Regions from separate parts of the Mus musculus genome. Here region 1 is linked to region 2. A link is a loop called in an ENCODE intact Hi-C map of the cell type or tissue named here. Cell type or tissue: gastrocnemius. All regions are shown on one strand. Links, peaks and the distances in the headings refer to the core of each region. The heading gives the core; the rest is flanking DNA.

Region 1 (8,494 bases), core at 407-5,406, 75 kb before region 2:
ATTGAGACCCTATCTCAAAACAAAAAACAATAAACAAAACAAAACTAAAACAAAAAAAGTGTGGTGGTATATGCCTATAATCCAAACACTTGGAGGTGGAGGCAAGATGGTCAGGAGTTCGAGGCCAGGTTCTTCTATATAATGAGTTCTAGACCAGCCTGGACTACCTGAGACCCTCTATAACAAAACAAAACAAAACAAAACAAAACAAAACAAAACAAAACAAAACAAAACAAAACAAAACAAAACAAAACAAAAGGTGAGATGGCTCCCTGGGTGTAAGCATAGCATAAGGATCCTAGTTTGGATCCCAGTGTCTATATAAAAGGCTGGGCATTGAACTGGTAAGATGTCTCAGCAGGTAAAGGCACTTGCCACAAGGCATGATGACCTGAGTCTGATCCCTAAAACCCACATAGTGGAATAAGAATGCCTTGAAGCTGCTCTCTGATCTATGTCCATGCACCTCTGAGAGGGTTCCGCCATCCACCACACGAAACTATGACATCACCTGGGCAGGGCCTGTCTCTATGGAGCTCCCCACACACAACGGGTTTTGTGAGGTTTTTCAGGAACACTGAGACCATTTCCAACCCCCGAGGGGCCTCCCCTTCTTCCTAGAGAGTCTGTGACTGCTTTTTACCATTTCCTGCCACGTTAGTCCCCTGTGACCCCTTCCCTGGCCGCTCTGGGGTGGGGACAGCCAGCACACTATACCCACAGGGCCCCTCCCTGACCCTGGCATGGTTTTCTACAAAGCAGCCTCACGAGGTGTTACCAGGGATGGAGGTGCCCAGGGCTACGAAGACCACGGCGTTGACTGAGTCCTTGAGGCCCACGGTGCACCCAAAGTGTGAGGCCAGGTCTCCGATGAGGGCAGTGAGCACACCAATGACCAGGATGCAGACACCAAAGCAGGCCCAGCCATTGCAGTACTCCGTGGGTGGAACGCAGGCGAATAGAACTTTCCAGAATACCGTCAGGAAGTGCATCACGTAGTCAAAGCAGGACGGCAGCCGCTCCTCACGAGGTCCATCCTCATCCTCCTCCTCGTCCCCTGTGGGCACATGACCCAGCTGGGGCACACATCATGCCTCAGACTTCCTTGCTTACACAGCTCCATTGTGTTAGGCTTCCAGACAGTTCCACATGAACTGCTTTCCCAGCATGCCTTGCAGCTAAGAAAATGTTGGTCTGAGATGAATATATTTATTTTCTCAGAATCCCTTGCAGCTAAGAGAGTGTTGGGCCCAGGTAAATGTAATTTCCCCAAATTCCTAGCAGCTAAGAGTATTGGGCTGAGGGAAGCTCATTTGCCTTCTCAGATTTACAGCTAAAAAAATAAATATTGAGCTTAAGAAAATTTGGTTTCCCAGAATCTTTTGCAGCTGACAATGTTGGAGAAAAGTAAATATACTTACTTTCCCAGAATTCCTTGCTAAGGGAGTGTTGGGTCCAGGTCAATTTACTAACTTCCCCAGCATCCCTTGCAGACAAAAGAGTGTTGAGCATAGATAAATCCATTTACTTTCCCAGAACCCCTCAAAGCTAGAGGAGGCCATAAATCCCTTTCTAAAAGCACTCGGTGTCTCACAAACCCTGACCACTAGAGATGACCATGTCTTGAGCTAAAAATAGTCATTTCCTCAAAAGTCCTCAAAACCACCGACAGCCATCTGTACAGCTAGAAATAATCACTGCAGTGGCCTGGGGCTCTGGCTCAGAGGTAGACTGCCTGCCTACAATGTGAAAGGGTCTGAGTTCCATCCTTAGCATCATGGACCAAATGCACACCAAGATTTCACAGTCGCCTTAACACAACTGGCTTTCCCAGAGTCTCCAGGAACAAGATAGAGACAAACACCCAGCTAAAATTAGCTAAGCTCCCAGAATTCCTTGAGGTTAGCAACAGCCATGTCCTCAGATAAAAATATGCACTCTCGCAGGGTGTGGTGGCGCACGCCTCTAATCCCAGCACTCAGGAGGCAGAGAGGCAGGCGGATTTATGAGTTCAAGGCCAGCCTGGTCTACAGAGTGAGTTCCAGGACAGCCAGGGCTATACAGAGAAACCCTGTCTCGAAAAACCAAACCAAACCAAACCAAACCAAACCAAACCAAACCAAACCAAAACAAAACAAAACAAAACAAAACAAAACAAAACAAAAAAACCCACTCTCCCAGAATTCCCCTGCTTCTAGTAATGCTAAAATACATAGTTTCCCATGATCCCTTGCAACAGTGGGTCACTCTCTCCTTCTCTGCTTCTCTGGCAATAAGACAAAAGGAGAGATTCTGAAATGTTCTAGCTCCCTCGGTACAGGCACCCTGCATGTGTTTATATTCTGAGCTTTGCAAAGAGTCCCATCCTGTCCTTTACTGTGACCAGATTGGCTTTTGGTACCCAGACGTTTGCGTGATTTGAGAGCCTAGAAGTATCTGGGACCCTCATCCTGAGTTGATAAGCAGGAGGTGATGAGTGTGAAACAGAGCAGGCTCTCGGGTGCCAACTAGTATAGCTGGAAGGGTGCTGGTAAGGAAGGTGGCCAGCGGCCAGCAGGCAGGAAGACAAGGCGAGGCTAAGCCAGCTGCCAAATCCTGAAGCCACTTGCCAGGATTTGCGATTATAAATCCCCAAGTTTTCTCTCTAAGAAACAGGAGAACCCTTGCAGCAGTGGAGGAAGAGCGTGACCCTGCCCCCACTGTAGGACTCCAAGCACAACATCCAGCTTGCTCTCTCTTTTCTAACTTATTACTTAACCGCTGGCTAGCTGAAGAAATAAAACCTTGACTCTGTACGTATCCAAGTGTGCCTTGTGGTTTCTTAGTTCTGCAAGACCAAACTTTTAGCTCCAACCACAAGTAAAATGGAAATCAGAAACAAAAATGGAAAACTCAGCAGACACACCCCAGCCTTTCTGGCTCCACCTACTTTCTACTTTGTTCCTACTAGGACTGTGGACTTGACACTTTGACACTTTGAGGTGCAGGGGCTACTCTGCAATGATGAGGGCAAAATAGGAGGCAAAATAAGAAGGCAAAAGAGGAGCCAGACTCAGGCATGCTGGGCATGTGTTTAGTCTCAGTACTTGGGAAGCAGGGGCAGGAGGATACCTGTGAGTTTGAGGCTGGTCTACATGGGCTGTTCCAAGCTAACCAGAACTACATAACGAGACCTTGTCTAGATAGATAGATAGATAGATAGATAGACAGACAGACAGACAGACAGATAGATAGACTTGTCGTACCTGAACTGTACTGAGACAGCTGAGGCCAGTGCAGACAGGGACAGACTGCCTCACTTAGACTTTTCCTTCTCTGCTCCAGACTCCACTATGGCTCACTACTGCCCTAGCATCCCTACTCGGCTGCTCTCTAGCATCATGACCAACCCCTTTCTCATACCCCAAGTTAATCACCATCTCCAAACATTAGACTTGTATCCTTGGTGCTCCCTCCAAACACCCAGACTTCTGTCTGTAGTGCTCCATCCAAAAACCAACACTTCTGTCCTCAGTGCTCCCTCCAAACACTCAGACTTCCATCCTTGATGCTTCCTCCAAATACCCAGACTTCCATCCTTGATGCTTCCTCCAAATACCCAGACTTCCATCCTTGGTGCTCCTTCCAAACACCTACCCTTACTTCCAGGCCAGGCCTGAAGCTTCATGTGGGCTCTTGGGGTCGCTCTTCCTATGTCTGTTGTCTCTGGGGTTGTCACTATTTTGTGACATGTCTGTCTTTTCCCCTGTGTAGTGAACTCTACAGGGCTAGGGCCAGGGCCAGGGCCAGGGCCAGAGCTGCCTCAGCCATTTCTTCATCTGGTCTCCCACACAAACAGCGTCTCCCTCAGACACATTAAAAATTGTGGCTTCAGAGGGCTGTGCCAACCACACTGGCATCTCTATGCTGATCTCATATCTTCACAGCCCTAACTTTGAACTTCACCCAATGCTTCTTTTTATTTTTTACATTTATTTGTTTTGAGAGAGAGAGAGAGAGGGAGGGAGGGAGAGAGAGAGAGAGAGAGAGAGAGAGAGAGAGAGAGAGAGTGTGTGTGTGTGTGTGTGTGTGTGTGTAAATCAAAGGAAAACTGCAGGAGCCCGTTCTCTCCTACTACATGAGTCCCAGGAATCCAACTTGGATCATCAGGCTTGGCAGCAGTCACCTTTACCTGCTGAGTCATCTCTGCCTAACATTTTCTTTAACCATCATTCCTGGCATATTAGCCTCTCCAGTTGAGGCCTCCCAGAAGGAAACTTGGTACTATGTATGAGAGGGAGTCCTGAATTGCAGCTTCAGAGCTCATAAACTGTTTGAGAGATTTGGGGCAGCCCTTTCCTCTATCTGAGCCTCAGTTTACCTATCTGTGACACAAAGGGCCCCGTGTAAATTTCCAAGATAGAATCCGTGGATTCAGCGGCCATTGTACTTCTGGCCACATGAGGGCGCCTTAGATCCGCGGGAGAACTAAGAAGGGTGAGGCCCACAAGCAGGTGGGAGTCAGGTGCCCTGGTGATTGTGTCCATGGCAACCGAGGAGGGATGGGTGTAGGGGTGTGTGTGTGTGTATGTAGACCCACTGCTATTTCACTTATCTATCCTCTAACTTCTTGATGCTACTACGGTAAAGTCGGGGCTGGTCCCCCACCTACCTTGTGTGGAAGGCGAAGCTGAGCCTTCATCCAGTCTCCCAGCAGCTGGGACCACTGCAGTGTCAACTCTCTCCTTTCTGTTTCCACCTGCCTCTCCCTTTCTGGCTCTCCGCAAAGAGATGGGATGTTCATTCTCTGCCCGACAACCGCTCCCCATCTGCTTCTTCACCAACCCCACTCCGTGTCCCTTTGTGTGTCCCTTTGTATCTCTGTCTCTTCATTACCCCCCTTCACTCTCACCCTGTCCTCTTAACTTACCTGCGCTTACGGTAACTGCCTCTATAAACTGCTCCCTCCATGAGTGAGTCCCAATCACCAAGGCCAGGTTCGTTTTCTTTATGAGTTTATCCACCGTGTTCTAGGAAAGAGAGGGTGAAGGGAGCAATTAGTTTTACAGCATCCCAGGGTGGTGTGGCTGGGGGCTGTGGGGCTGTCTCTACATGCCCTGTCCAGGAAGGTAACCATGTGCATTCCACAGTGCTGAAGCTGGACCCCTCGGTGGTCCCCACCTTTGAGATTTGCATTGCTTTTCTGAATCTCATGTCTCCACCTACCCACCCAACATAGCTCAGGACAGGCTTCAGGGGAGGGAAGGCCCGGGAAAGTCACCTTAAAGTCATAAGACTCCTCGATGATGACCTCGAGGCGATTGTTCTCCCCAAGAACTGGCTTGCCCATCTCTGCTATCCTCTGGGCCTCCTCCTGCTCTGCAGTTATCTTCTTGTCTCCATTCCCTGCAGCATGAGGGATGGAGGTTAGATGCTCAGGAGGTCAGGCCTAACAGGGCCAGTAACACTCTCTTCTGTCTGGGACATTGGTGGACTCGTCCAGCTCCCTCTAACCACCTGCTCCCTCGGCCCATGAAATTCTAGGAGCACACTCTGGGTTCATATGTCAGAGGGTGTGTGGCCTCAGGCGATGCATTGCTAGCTTGTCTGCTTTGTATTTTGTACATCGATGGGTACCTACCTCATATAATCCCAAATGCCACTCTAATGTCATGCACCCTGCATCCAGCCCTAGGCCTCACTTCCAATTCCACTCCTGGATATCACTAGCAACAAAACTTGGCTATGTGGCAGAGACAACTACCAGTTCACCCAAGTCTGAGAGCAAATATCTGGACTATACCCCCCCACCCCCAGCATTTCTTGCAGCTGGGTACTGCCATGTGACTGAATCAGAGGCAACAGCATTGTGGAAGAAGTGATGGAGTGGTGATCCCCTTCAGGGTCTCCCTTGTGGGTCTGGAAATGTTCTTGCCCAGTTGCCCACAGGCAGTAGAGACAACATCAAACAGCTCAATAGCAGGTGAAGGCACAGTATGGAAATGTCACACAAGGAAAGAAAATCACGCCGGGCAGTGGTGGCGCATGCACGCCCTTAATCCCAGCACTCGGAGGCAGAGGCAGGCAGATCTCTGAGTATTTGAGGGCAGCCTGGTCTACAGAGTGAGTTCCAGGAGAGCCAGGGCTACACAGAGAAACCCTGTCTGGGGGAGGGCCGGGGGGGGGGGAGAAAAGAAAAGAAAATTACCTGCATCAAAGGAAGACTCACAAGCTTTGACTAACAACAAATAAAGTACTGAAGCAATCACTTGCTACTTTTTTGGGTAACAAATAGGCATTGTTAGACCCTTTTGTTACATCAGCTTACAGGACCTCTCAAAACATCTTAGTCTCAGGCAAGTCCTGACTGTATGCTACAGTGCAGATCTTGCTTCTAAACTGTCACTATATCCAAGCTCCTACCTCAACTCCGACAGCCAACTTGGTATCATTTCCTTTTTTCCCCCTCCTTGATGCAGTGGCTGTTTTGAGACAGGGCCTCTATATATCTCTGGTTGACCTCAAACTATTTAGACCAGGCTAGCTTCCAACTCACAGAGATCTATGCCTCTGCCTCTGCCTCTGCCTCTGCCTCTGCCTCTGCCTCTCTGCCTCTCCTCTCTCTGCCTCTCTGCCCCTCTGCCTCTGCCTCACCCCCTGCCTCTGCCTCTGCCTCTGTGCCTCTCCTCTCTCTGCCTCTCTCTGCCTCTCTCTCTGCCTCTCTGCCTCTCTCTCTGCCTCTCTGCCTCTCTCTCTGCCTCTCTACCTCTCTTTCTGCCTCTCTGCCTCTGCCTCCCTCCCAAGTGCTTGGATTAAAGGCATGGGCTACTAAGTCTGTCTTTTTTCTTTCTGGTAGCTCAGGCTAGACTCAAACTCTCTATGTAGCTGAGGATGACCTTGAGCTTCTGAATCCATCCCTTTCATCCCCCAGATGCAGGGATTGCAGGCCTGCACCGCCACAGTGCTGGGACGAAACCACTCGACAGGCAAGCCACTGACTGAGAGGGCCTCAGCCTTCCTGACCCCACTTCTAACTCAAAATCTTCAAATTCCAACTTCCATTTTAAAATTTAGTGTGCGTGTGTGTGTGTGTGTGTGTGTGTGTGTGTGTGTGTGTGTGTGCAGGTATGCAGGTGTCTGAGGAGGCCAGAAGGGTATGTCAGATACATGGAGTTACACATGGCTGTAAGCAACTCAGGGTGGGTGATGGAACTGAACTTGAGGCTCCTGGAAGAGCAGCCAGTGCTTTTACCAGCTGAACCATCTGTTCCACCTCAGTTTTAGCATAAACAGCGACTCCAGTTCTAATTTAACCCCACCTTAATCCTGGACTGCAGCCTCTATTTCAATTCTTGTCTTGGCCCAGCGGGAAGATGGATCTCATTCCCCAAAGCTACCCTGTGACAGTCCTAACCAATGCCACACCGGATTCATACACGCCACAAACTCAGATCTGGTTTTACAACTCAGTTTCTGCAATCTTTGATTATACTTGCCACCTTGAATGCCACAACCCCATCCCAGTCCCAGCTGGCTCCAGTCTTTACCCATCTCTCACCTCCAACCTGCCCCAAGCCCAGCCCTGAGGCTGCAATGGCTCCTCCCCTCCACACCCAGAGGTCCCTTCACTCACCTTGGTTGAGTAGCAGAGCTGGGGAGAGACAGAGACAGGGACACAATGAGAGAGTCGCTTCTCCTCAAAGCTCAGGCTCATGAGCCCCCCGGGGCCCCCAACCCTAGACCCCCTGCTTTTTCCCATAGCCACCTCTTCACCCCTCACCTGAGATGCCTCGCTTAAGCCACTGGGGCTGGCCCAGCTCAATGAAGAAGTTGTCCTTCTTCTCATACTCTTCATCATCCACTATCTTGACCTGAAGAGTTTTCCTGGGGTGGGGGAGGCAGTGCAGAGGAAAACGTAAGTCCCTCCCACACAGCTGCCTTAGAATGATGTCACTGGCCGCTGGGGGAGTTTAGACAGCCACTCCTTCAGGGTCATGATTTTGTCCCCACTTGTTGGAAACAACCCTAACCCCAAAGAGTCAACATGTCTGGGTTCTGGAAGCAGCTGGGATGACGGCTCAGGTAATAAAGAGCTTGTCATGAAACCATGAGGACTGGAGTTCCATCCCCATCTCGGCAGGGTGTCATGTCTGGGGGGGTGGGGGTGGGATAGAGATAGGCCATCCAGCCTAGTCTAATTGATGAGCTCAAGACCAATGGAATCTGTTTCAAAAGAAGTGAACAGTGCCTCTGAGGATGACGTGTGAGATTGCTCTCTGCCCTCCACACATATGAGCACACACATGTACACATTAAGAAAAAAAAAAAAACATTGGGTTTGAAATCCCAACTACTTGAGAGGCTGAGGCAAGGGTGTTACCATAAGATCAAGTTCAGCCTGAGTTACAGAGAAGAAGGAAAGAAGGAAGGAAGCAAGGAAGGAAACATTTAAGTCTAACAGTACAAAATACCTGCAGCTTCCCACCCTCCATTCTGACCACATTTGGAAGATCAG
Region 2 (10,612 bases), core at 3,347-8,346:
TGATTGGGACAAAGTACAACAAGTCCTAAATAAATGGGAAGATGGTCTGGTCCATCATGAATAGAAAGGTCTAAATTATTTAGGATAGTAATACTTTCTAACTTATGTACATATTAAACAGAGTAACTATTAAAATAACCACTGATCCTAAAATTCTACAGTAATGCAATGGACCTATGGCAGCTAACACAATTCTGGAAGACAGAACAACATAAGAGAATTCAAATACACCTATTTGAAAGCTTACACAAATCTACAGTAGTCAAAGCACTATGGTACCAGCATAAGCATGCAGATCATAGAAAAGAACTCGTCTGTGGAGCAAACACATGCACTGATGATTAATGGAGGTGTGTGTTTGCATTTGCAAGTGCACATTTATTCAGAAAAGTATGCAAGTGTGTATGGGGCACAGGTATATGTCACATGTTATTCCTCAGACATCACTCACCTTGTCTTCTGAGACAAGATCTCTCTCTGGCCTACAGCTCACTCAACAGGCTGCACTGGCTGCCAGGAAAGCTCCAATCTCCCTATTGCTGAGAGTACAATTGTATGCCACTACACTAGGCTTTTTTTCTCATAGGCTCTGGGAACTGAACTCAGGTCTTTGTGCCTTGGTAACCTGATTTTAGTAAAATCAACTTGCTAAAACCAACTTGATGGGAATTATATTTTCAGCAAATGATCCTGAAATGAATGGAATCCATACAAAATAATGAACTTTGATCCTTACCTCATACAATATCCAAAAGCTAGTTGGAAATCCATTAAAGATGTAAATTTAAGAGTCAAAATTATAGCTGGGCAGTGGTGGCACATGCCTTTAGTTCCTCTCCTTGGGAGGCAGAAGCAGGTGAATTTCTTTGAGTTTGAGGCCAGCCTGGTCTACAGAGTGAGTTCCAGAACAGCCAATGCTAGACAAAGAGATCCTGTCTTAAAAAACCAAGCAAACCAAGCCAAGCCAAGCCAAACCAAACCAAACCAAACCAAACCAAGCCAAGCCAAGCCAAACCAAACCAAACCAAACCAAACCAAACCAAACCAAACCAAACAAAATTATAAAACTCTCTCTCTCTCTCAAAAAAAAAAAGATACTGTGCGTCTAGTGTCTCAAGAGGCTGAGGCAGGAGGGGTATGAACTCAAGGCCTGCCTGGCCTACAGAGTAATCAGGAGTGGAGTGGCTCTTCATTACTCTGTGCCAGTCAACTGGTCACATATAAAGCCCAGTGCACAAATGACACTAGGAAAATAAAGAGATCTCCTTAGTTTATAAGGAAGGACACACAAACAGCCAATGAACACCCAGCAAGATTCTTGGTACCAGTAGCCAGTAGGATAATACAAATCCAAACATAACAAAAGATAACAATAGGTACCTTTCTTTCATCTGACAGGACGGCTAGAAAGAATCACAGTCTAAAAGTGCAGGCAAGGGGCAGAGGTATCAGGACTCTCCTGATTGTTAGCAGAAATCCAAAATGGGACATTCTGGCACTAGTTTGGCAGTTTCTTAGATGTTTAAATAGAATTTCCATGTGACCAAGCTTTTCTTTGTAGGTATTTATACAAAAGGAATTGGTACATAGTCCCCCATAGGAAGTTATACACAAATGTTCTTACAACATTATTTATGAAAGCTACAAGGAAAACAATACCCATACCTATCAACTGATGATTTAAAAGAGTGGTCATTGAGTAGACTATTACCAATAAAAAAGAAATTCTAACACACACTACCACCTGCTGAACCCTGAACACACCGAACTAAGTAAAATGGGTGATACATAAAAAGCCACACATTGTATGATGTCACTTATATGCAATACCCAGCATAGGCAAGGCTATAGGAACAGGAAGTAGATGAATGGAAGCCAGGAGGGTGGTGTAGCTGCCTGGAATACAAGCTTCTGGGATGGCAAAACCCCTCTAAAGATAGTATGCAGGGAAGCTCAGAGGCCAGAGAGCAGCCTCAAAGCACAAGCTTGAAATGGCTGATCTGCATGGCAGGCAGGCATGGTGTGTGTCTCTGTCTCCATAGACTGGCTATAAAAATGAACAGAGGAGGAATTGGGCTGAGTGGCCTCTATGTGTTCTTTCTGGCTGTTAACAACAACAACAACAACAACAACAACAACAATCCAACCAACCAAACAAACATCTAGAAGAATCATCTTGGTATGTTTCTGAGTAGCAATGAGTCCCCCAGAACAGACACATACAAGGCTGGAAAGAATGGCTGGATCATATACTGTAAGGCAGAGAGATTGTGGGCCATAGGAGAAGCACCTGATCCTGGAACAGAATAGCTTTCTGGCCTCACTCACCAAGTACAGGGCTGATAAGGTGGGGCCCAGCCCTGGATGTGGAGCAGAGGGTATTGAAGTACAGCCCAGAGCCCTCACGAATCGGGCTAAGCATAGGCGGTGGTGTGTAGGGAGAGCACTGAAACAAGCCCTTCAGGAGGTGATCCACCAGGAACACAGGAGAGTGCAGGCAGCTCTGGTGGCACCCTCCTGGGCCTGGTTCCCCGAGGGCAGAGGGTGCAGGAGGGGCAAACAGGGCCTTGGGCTGGGGCCGCTTCTTCCGCTTTCTGTACTGGCAGCTCTCCTTGCTGTCTCTCTCTTCCCCATCTTTTTCTTGTCCCTGAAGAAGAGAGGACAGAACCACAGGTGTCACCTGAGAGCACCTGTTGTATCAACTCAGTCTTCAGCTTGTTCAGGGATGGGAAAATGGGGCTTGTCATAGGGACAGGGGGAAGGAGGATGTGTATGTTTGCCATAGCCATTCCCGGGGTTTAGCATAGGAGCTGAGTAGGACCTTCTGTTCATAGCCCAGCCCCACATGAGCCAGAGCTGACTAACATACTCAGTATGGTGACATCCTGAGGCTCAGAGCTGCCTCATATAGTCATATAGGGATACATGGGGGCAGTTCAGTGGCTCAAGTGACAAGCTTCCAAGAATGAGGGTCAGATACAGGGTGTATGCCTTTGATCTCAGTACATAGGAGGCAGAAGCAAAGTGGATCTCTGTGAGTTCAAGGCTAGCCCGATTTACATAGCAAGTTTCAGGTAAGGCAAGGCTATAATAGATACCCTGTCTCACAAAAATAAATAAGCAAACAAACAAAAAAATCCCAGAAAGTAACAAAAATATGTATAAAAAGGAAAAAAAGAATGGGAGCCAGAGACAAGAGTATTATGGCAACAAAAATGTGTTCTCCCAGATGCCTGTGTCTTTTATGAGCCAACACTGGCCTAGCACTGACACAGAAACTTCAGGCCAGGGTCCAGTAGTAAAAAGATGAGACTCAGGGAGCTCCATCACTGCAATCATAATGACGTTTCATATCTTCTACTGCTCCTTCCTCCCTGCCAGCCTTCCTTTTCTTCCAGGTCTTAGCTCTGACATACCTTCCTGCCTGGCCCCCCAGCCTTCCTCAGTTCCTTCTTCTCCTGCATCCCAGCCCTGCAAATTTTGGGTCACTGCTGACTAGGGTCAGGACTTGGGCTGTCAATATCATTGCTGTCAGTGGGGCTACTGTAGGCCTGCACAGATGGCCCTGGCCCTCATGTCACCCCATGCCAGGATTCTGCCTTTAACCTGAGATGGATGACATTGTCTCTTCATCTATCCCCAAAGCCTGTCTAACCCTGGACTACAGAAGCCACCATTTGCCCCTTCACCTGTTGCTCCTGCTTCCCTCGAGGTGATGGCCACTGGTCACTATGGAAACACATGTGGCTGCTCAGCCCTTTCTCGGTGTAAAACATCTGGCTGCAATTCTTGCACACAAAAGTGCTCTTTGACTCCATCCAGTCTGTGGGACCCCCATTTGGCTGATGGCTGTGGATAGAGAAGGCAGAGGGAGAATGGGAGAATGAGGCTCTAGCCCTGACTGCCGCTTTGTTGTTCCTGACTTTGCTTTTGGCTTGGTTTGGATTTTGTTGTTGTTTTTGTTTGGTTTTTTTGTATGTAACCCCAATCCACTGAAAACTCGTAGTAAACAATAAAAATGGAAGACTATATTCAACTTTCCAAGGGATGAAACATTCTCTGCAGGGCTGGAGGCATCTGGTTCCCTCACTCAAGACAGTACAGAGAAGCCAGAGGACTTTCCAGGGGAGTGCCTTGGTGGGGCATGAGGGCTTCTGAACTTACCATCCGCCTGCCAAGCTCTCTTCCTTCACTGGATGGGGGAGTCTGTAAATGTTTCCACCCTGGAGATGAGAAGATATCTGAGCCAGCAAAGCCCAGACAAAGGAACAAGGAAGACAGCATTGGGGAAGTCTGCTTGATGGTGCTCTGGGCAATGGTGTCTCAGATTTGACACCAAAGCAAAGCAGAAAACCCAACAGACACACTGGACTCATTAAAATTAAAAGCTTCAATCCCACAAATATTCACACATAAGATGAAAAGGCAGCCCACACAAGGGAAGATAAAGTCACATGTCTGATGTACATACAGAATATATATACATATGTATGTATGTATGTATGTGTATACACACACACATACACACACACACACACACACACACACACACACACACACACATATATATGCAAGTCAGTAAGACACCACTTCACAAGTGGTCTATAAGCACACGGGAGGATTCTAATGCCAGGGCACGCCATTGGCAGCAGCAGCAGACAGCACTGCATGGCCCAGTGTGACTGTGACAGTGTGACTGTGACAGCACAGCGCATGGAGAAACAGGGCACTTGTGTACAGCAGCGGCACTGGAAAGCGGCTGCTTCCTAGAAAGTAGTCTGTACTCCTTAAGCACTGAGCACGAGACTCTAGGATCCGGTGATTCCAGGCCTTGGGTCTAGCCAAGAGAAACAAGAACATGCATCCACAAGAAAGAAGCTGTACACAGCTTCCCAGTAGCCACTCACATGAGCCACAGTGGAAATAGTCCACTGATGAATGGCAAAATAAAATCTGGCCTGTCTACCCACGGGACATTGCTCAGCCAGAAAAAGGAATGGAGTAGGGTAGGTAGCAAAATGGGGGGAGGGAGGAAGAGGCACTTGCTGCCAATCAGATGAAAGGAGAAAACCAGCTCCCACAGGCTGCCCTCTGAGTCCCACGTGACCTCTGTGGACCGCTCATGATCATGCTAATACCCACCCCCAACAAAAAATGTGCCAGATGGAACAGATCTTTAATTCCAGCACTCGGGGGAGGCAGAGGCAGGCTGATCTCAACTCAACTCTGTGAATTCAAGGCCAACCTGGACTATATAGCAAGTCCCAGGTCAGTTAAAGTCACATACCCTGAGTCTAAATAAATGTAAAAATTGTTTTAATTTCTTACAAAAAAATGAAGCACTGACAGATGGTGCCATATGAATGGACCTTAATCATGTGGTACAAACAGGCAATGCCAGACACAGACATCTGACTCTACTGACATGAAATGTCCAGAGCAGTTAAGCCAATGGAGACAGGATTTGTGGGTACCCAGGGCTGAAAGGATAATGGTAGAAGGAGCAAAAGACTGGGGTGATTACTAAGGGATGCAGGGTATCTTCTTGGAGTGATAAAGTTTTCTGGCCAACAGTAATAGTTGTGTAAACTTGTGACTATACCAATGTCTGCCAAAGCTCCAACTTTGTAAGGGTTCATTATACATCATTTGGCTAACAAAGATGTAAATGTTTATAAAGTGGTAGCTGTGAGATGGAAGGAATGATGCTGGTTTCACTAAGAGGAGTGGCTAAGTGCCCAGAGCAGATGGTCACTGCATGATGCACAAAGGACTTGGGTTCTGTGCACGTGTGGGGAATGCACAGCCATCACATGTAGTTAACAGTTAAGGGAGGAGGCCTGTACCTTTATCTTGCTCAAGAGTTGAAGGAGGGGAATCTAGGTGGAATTAGGAGGCAAAGGAAAGCAAGGAAGGTAGCTTAGTAGACAACAGCCATCAGTGCCTCTTATAAAGTCACATCTGAAGACCTACTACAGTGAGGGAAGTACCTGGACAGTTAACCAATGCTATAAATCCAAGGACATACACATAGCCCTGCCACAGCCCAGAACACAATAGAGGACTACAAATACCTGGATTCTGTTGAAGATTGTCAGCTTGGACTTCATGTCTCTGGGTGGATCTGCCAGAGGCCCAGCCGATGAAAAGGAGGCCATGGCCACCTGGCTGGGAGAAGCTGCACAGCACACATCCATCTTCACTTTCTCCTTCCGGAAACCTGAGAATCTCTGGGCCCTGGGGTGCCCTGAGAAGAGCCTGTAGCCTCCACCTCGGGGGCAGGCTGGACCCTTCTCACCTCTCATGGCCCCTGAAGCCAGGCCATTTTCTCCTTGCCCCTGTTTCCCAACCAGCTGGGTTCCAGCTGGCTCATCTCCACCTAACTGGGACTGCCTTGAGCCTGCATTGGGGATAATGTCCCCCAGGTCCAATGTCCCTTTGGCCAATGAAGAGCTGTCTGGATTCCGGGAGGGGAGCAGGCCTGGCCCTGTGAGGGATGGTGGTGCAGAGGCCACTTTGGGGCCTCCTTTTGTGTCTCGCCTAGGGCCACCAGGAGATGTTTCTCTGGACACCGCAGGCATAGTTTTCCTCCTGCGGACTGGGGATCCTTCTGGCTCTGAGTGTCCAGGGCCTATCTGGAAAGAGTCTACAGTGGGTGCTGGTGGCAGAGTTTGTGGTGGCCATGGCCCCTGCAATGGCTTCAGAGTGGACTGCTTGCCCTCGGGCCCTGGTCTCTGGGCTGAGGCTGTAGCCACCTGAGTATGGGAGAAGATCCGCTGGGACTTGGCAATCATCTGGAGCACCTGCATCTGCTCATGGCTTACTAGAGACTCCTGTGACTTCATGAACAGCTGCCGGAAGAGGGGCGTGGCATCTGAGGGGAGCCCACCTGGGTTCTGTGCATCTTGGAGCCCAAGCTCAGTGGGGCTCTGCCATGGGAATGACTCACAGTCAGGTTTGCACTTTTTGGGAGCCCAGGTTTCATCTTCCCCAGCTGCCTGCCGAACTTCACTGGAGGCCTCACCAGGGGCCTTTAGTAGTGCAGGAGGAAATGGCAAGAGTTCCTCCTGGGTGGTGCCCAGGCTGGGTGAAGGCTCCACTGAGGTAGGGGTGCTGCTGGGTCCAGAGCCTCCTCCCTCAGAGCCCTCCCGGGATGCCACTGCAGGGGGCTTGTGGACCATAAACACATTGCTGCCTTTGTTCTTGGGACAGCCAGGCAGGTTCCGGAGCCACTGGAAGTTGTGGCTGGAAGGCTGGGATCCTGAGGGGACAGAGTGGCCTCTGAAGAGAGGCAGGCAGGCAGGCAGAGAGCTGCCCTCTGGCCAGCCTTCCAGGGAGGATGGCCGTTGAAGCCGTGGAGACTCTGACTCCAACTCTGACTCTGGTGGATCGGGGACACCATTCTCAGCTGCCCTTGACTGGACAGGTGTGAACACTTCGGTGGCAGCTTCCTTCCGTGGGGGATGAGTTTCCTCAGGAATCTCAGAGCCCAGGGTTCCTAGGGCCACTGGGGTGCTGGCTGGTGTACATGATGATGATCCCAGTGAGGTGGGGCAAGCACAGGCTGAGCTCCTTGCTTCAGTATCAGAAGGCCCCACTGCTGGGCCAGGAGAAGGAATCTTCTGGTGGACGATGCTGCTCACAATACAGCGAAGGAGGTCTCTGTTGGGCAAGACAGAGCCAGGGGACCTAGCTTCTGGGGGCCCCAGGGACCTCAGGCCACTGGGTGGAGGCTGGTTAGCCACATCATGGTTGTGAGTTGGGTCCCCATAGGCCTCCTCTTCTGGTGGAGTCTCCTTCAGGATGCATACTCCATGCTGGACTTCATAGTGGCGGCGCAGCGAGCGGTAGTCACAGTAGCTCTTGCTGCAACCTTGCTCAATGCACACAAAGGGCTTGGTCTTCTGGTGGGTGAGCATGTGCCCAGTCCTGTAGTGAAACATGGAAAGGAGGTCATCAGGAGAGCCTCACACCTCAACACAGGAAGTGCTTGGGCCCCCTACTTTGTCTAACCAACGGGGGTGGGGGGGTGGCTCACTTCTCTGCCCTCATCGCTAACAAACACTGAAATCCCATGCAAGCCAGATCGGGTTTCCCCAGAGTGGGTTCACAAGAGACAACAACAGTTCTCTAGAGGTAAGCTCTGGGGACCTGGGCACAACAGGGGTGTGTTAAAAGCATGCATGCATGCATACACATGCACACACATCACTTTGGAGGTTCACAAAGCGTTTGGTGTGTGTGTGGGGAATCATCTTTAACCTTTGCTTTCATATAGCTCCACCAGCATTCCTGAGAAGTAGAGCTCTGTAGAATACATTTGAGGAGATGCCAATCTTGGACTACCACAGTACTGTGTATGGGGACAGCTTCCTGGAACAGCTCCCCCTTCAGCCAAGAAACTAACTTACAGAGAGTTAATAAAACTAGAGCCAAAAGGCAGTGTGTGGAAGTGTAAATGCATGTACATATATGTTGTACCTACTCCTGTTTATGTGGACAATAACAGAGTGAACAATGAGCCCTCACCCTTGGGGTTCTAACAATCTAGCTTTGGACAATCCCAGTGCACATGGCTGGGATGTTTTAATGACTACTGTCTTTCTATAGAGAATGTCCATGATCTTGTGAGGGAAGGACTCAAAAGACCTAAGGATTAGTCCTAGAAGAAAATGACTTTTGCCTAAGGTGAGTCTAGGCCAGAGGGTGAAGAGAGGTTATCAAAACCTCTCCCTCTAGCTAGGCATTGTCCTCTTCCACTCTTTGAGCCTCACAGCAACAGAGACATTAATAACAAGGGAACTTTGCTCAAAGCTTTTATACAGCTTTTGGTGGGGGGGGGGGCATGACCAGGTTGCAGACCTGTTGTCCTTAGACAGCTGCTAGGGACTTAGGGCATCTCTTTACTAAGTTAGCCAACTTCATTTGTACTGTTTTGTTTTGCTTTCTCATATAATCCAGGTGGGCTTTAAACTTGTAATGTATGTAGTTGAGGCTGGCCTTAGACTCTTGATCCTCCTGCTTCTACCTCCCCAGTGTGCCAGCACGCCTGGTAACTCATCACATTTAGAAACCACAAGAGCCATGTCTGCAAATAGACAGGGATTTCCTCACTGGTGTAAATTTGGGGCTTAGTAAAGAGACTGCCCCCAGACAATAGCAGTGTGAAGAGAACAGAGTCCACACTGGAGGACAGGGGACATACATCTGAGAAGCACAGAAGTGGGAACTCAACAGAGGACCAGATGGATGGGGGAGAGGGTAGGAGGACAGGTGCATGCCCCCTGCCCTTCTGGCCAGATTCTTGACATACAGGTGGTCCTGCCGCTTGAAGGCTTTGCTGCAGACTTTGCACACGTGTTTTCTCTCCTGGCTGTGCGTCAGGTAATGCTTGCTCAGGGAACTGGCGCTGCTGAACACTTTCCCACACAGGCTGCAGTCCAGGAGTGGATTCTGAGGGGAACTGTGCTGTCGCTTGCCTTTCCTTGTACTCCCAGTGGCCCTGCCTCCTTCATCAGCCTCTTTAGGCACCTTGAGTGCGCCCAGCCCCAGGTCTAAACAAAGGGAGAAAGCACAGGTTATGCTGAGATAGGATAGGGGAGTGCTAAAGCAATATAGACCCTCAGCACAGAGCCCTGTCCCAGTAGTCTGAGACTCCCCCACCTCAGAGGCTCTGCACGGCCAGACGACAAGGCTTAGCTGAGGTCTGGACCAGGCCTTATCTATAGAACTGCACCAGGTCTTGGTGCAAGATGTGCAGGTATGGATCAGGTTGAGCTTCTAGGGTAGCAGTATGATAAGACAAGCAGGGGTAGAAGCCAACCTACCCATACAATGTCTATCTAGAGATGCATTATCCAAACCAAAAGCACTCGCCATCTTGCTCTGCTCTTGGGTTCTCACCTTTTTATAAAAAAAAAAAATCTACCTGCTTTTTCTAGTAAAATGTTAGAAACAACCTTATATCTGATTAGAGAGCTTAGAGGAGGTGAGTGCTTTATTTACTCGCTCTCTCTCTGTCTCTCTCTCTCTGTGTGTCTCTCTCTCACACACACACACAGAGAGAGAGAAAGAGAGAGAGAGAGAGAGAGAGAGAGAGAGAGAGAGAGAGAGAGAGAGAGACTGGGGATTGAACCCAGGGTCTGACACATGCTAGTGCTTGGCAAGTACTCCATAAGTGAGCTACATGTTGGCTTGTATTATGACCTAGTAAACAACTTTTCAAACAAAAATTGGAGAAATATCTAAAAAAAAAAAAAAAAAGGGAAGACTGATCATACCATACTACTACTAAAATAGAAAGGAAAGAAGAAAAGAGAAAGCAGCCTATTTGAAAACAGAATTACCCCAGGTGAAAAAAAAGTAAATTTAAAAGGAACAGGAAGATTGGGGTTCAATGCCAGAGAGATGGGCAGAGAGATTCTCTCACCCATGTGTGTATCTGAAATTACCATATTTTCTGTATCCCTTGGTAAAATGTTAGCTATTTTTATGAATTATGTCTCCTGGGGGGCAGCTGAAGGAATTGGAGACATTCAGGTAGAGGAGGGGGTGTTCAATTATTAGAAAGGCCAGTGTGTGGAGAAAGAACAGATAGCCTGTGTTTTATTTC

Evidence for each region. Peaks named below come from ENCODE experiments on the same cell type or tissue, not always from the same donor. Only the 100,000 strongest peaks of a DNase experiment are listed, where the experiment ranks them.
Region 1: a loop joins it to region 2, with 2.3 times the contacts of the local background. A loop is called at or near these places in 3 of 42 quality-filtered maps.

Annotation. Positions count from the first base shown.
Region 1 is chr7:16,149,710-16,158,203 of GRCm38, reverse strand. It overlaps Slc8a2 (solute carrier family 8 (sodium/calcium exchanger), member 2), which reads right to left. Exons shown (of 10, transcript NM_148946.3): 5 at 7,760-7,863; 6 at 7,613-7,630; 7 at 5,261-5,385; 8 at 4,910-5,009; 9 at 779-1,057. Among named protein-coding and RNA genes, the nearest start is that of Meis3, 21 kb to the left of the region's middle. In gastrocnemius, for the core only: a CTCF peak has its summit at 4,423 (motif pointing right); DNase peaks (open chromatin) are centred at 2,555 and 4,477; H3K27ac peaks cover 303 bases.
Region 2 is chr7:16,075,289-16,085,900 of GRCm38, reverse strand. Zfp541 (zinc finger protein 541) reads right to left here. Exons shown (of 16, transcript NM_001099277.2): 2 at 9,314-9,554; 3 at 6,075-7,929; 4 at 4,165-4,223; 5 at 3,663-3,849; 6 at 3,331-3,391; 7 at 2,841-2,902; 8 at 2,329-2,680. Among named protein-coding and RNA genes, the nearest start is that of Zfp541, 8.8 kb to the right of the region's middle. In gastrocnemius, for the core only: no CTCF peak of the experiment used is centred there; a DNase peak (open chromatin) is centred at 5,757.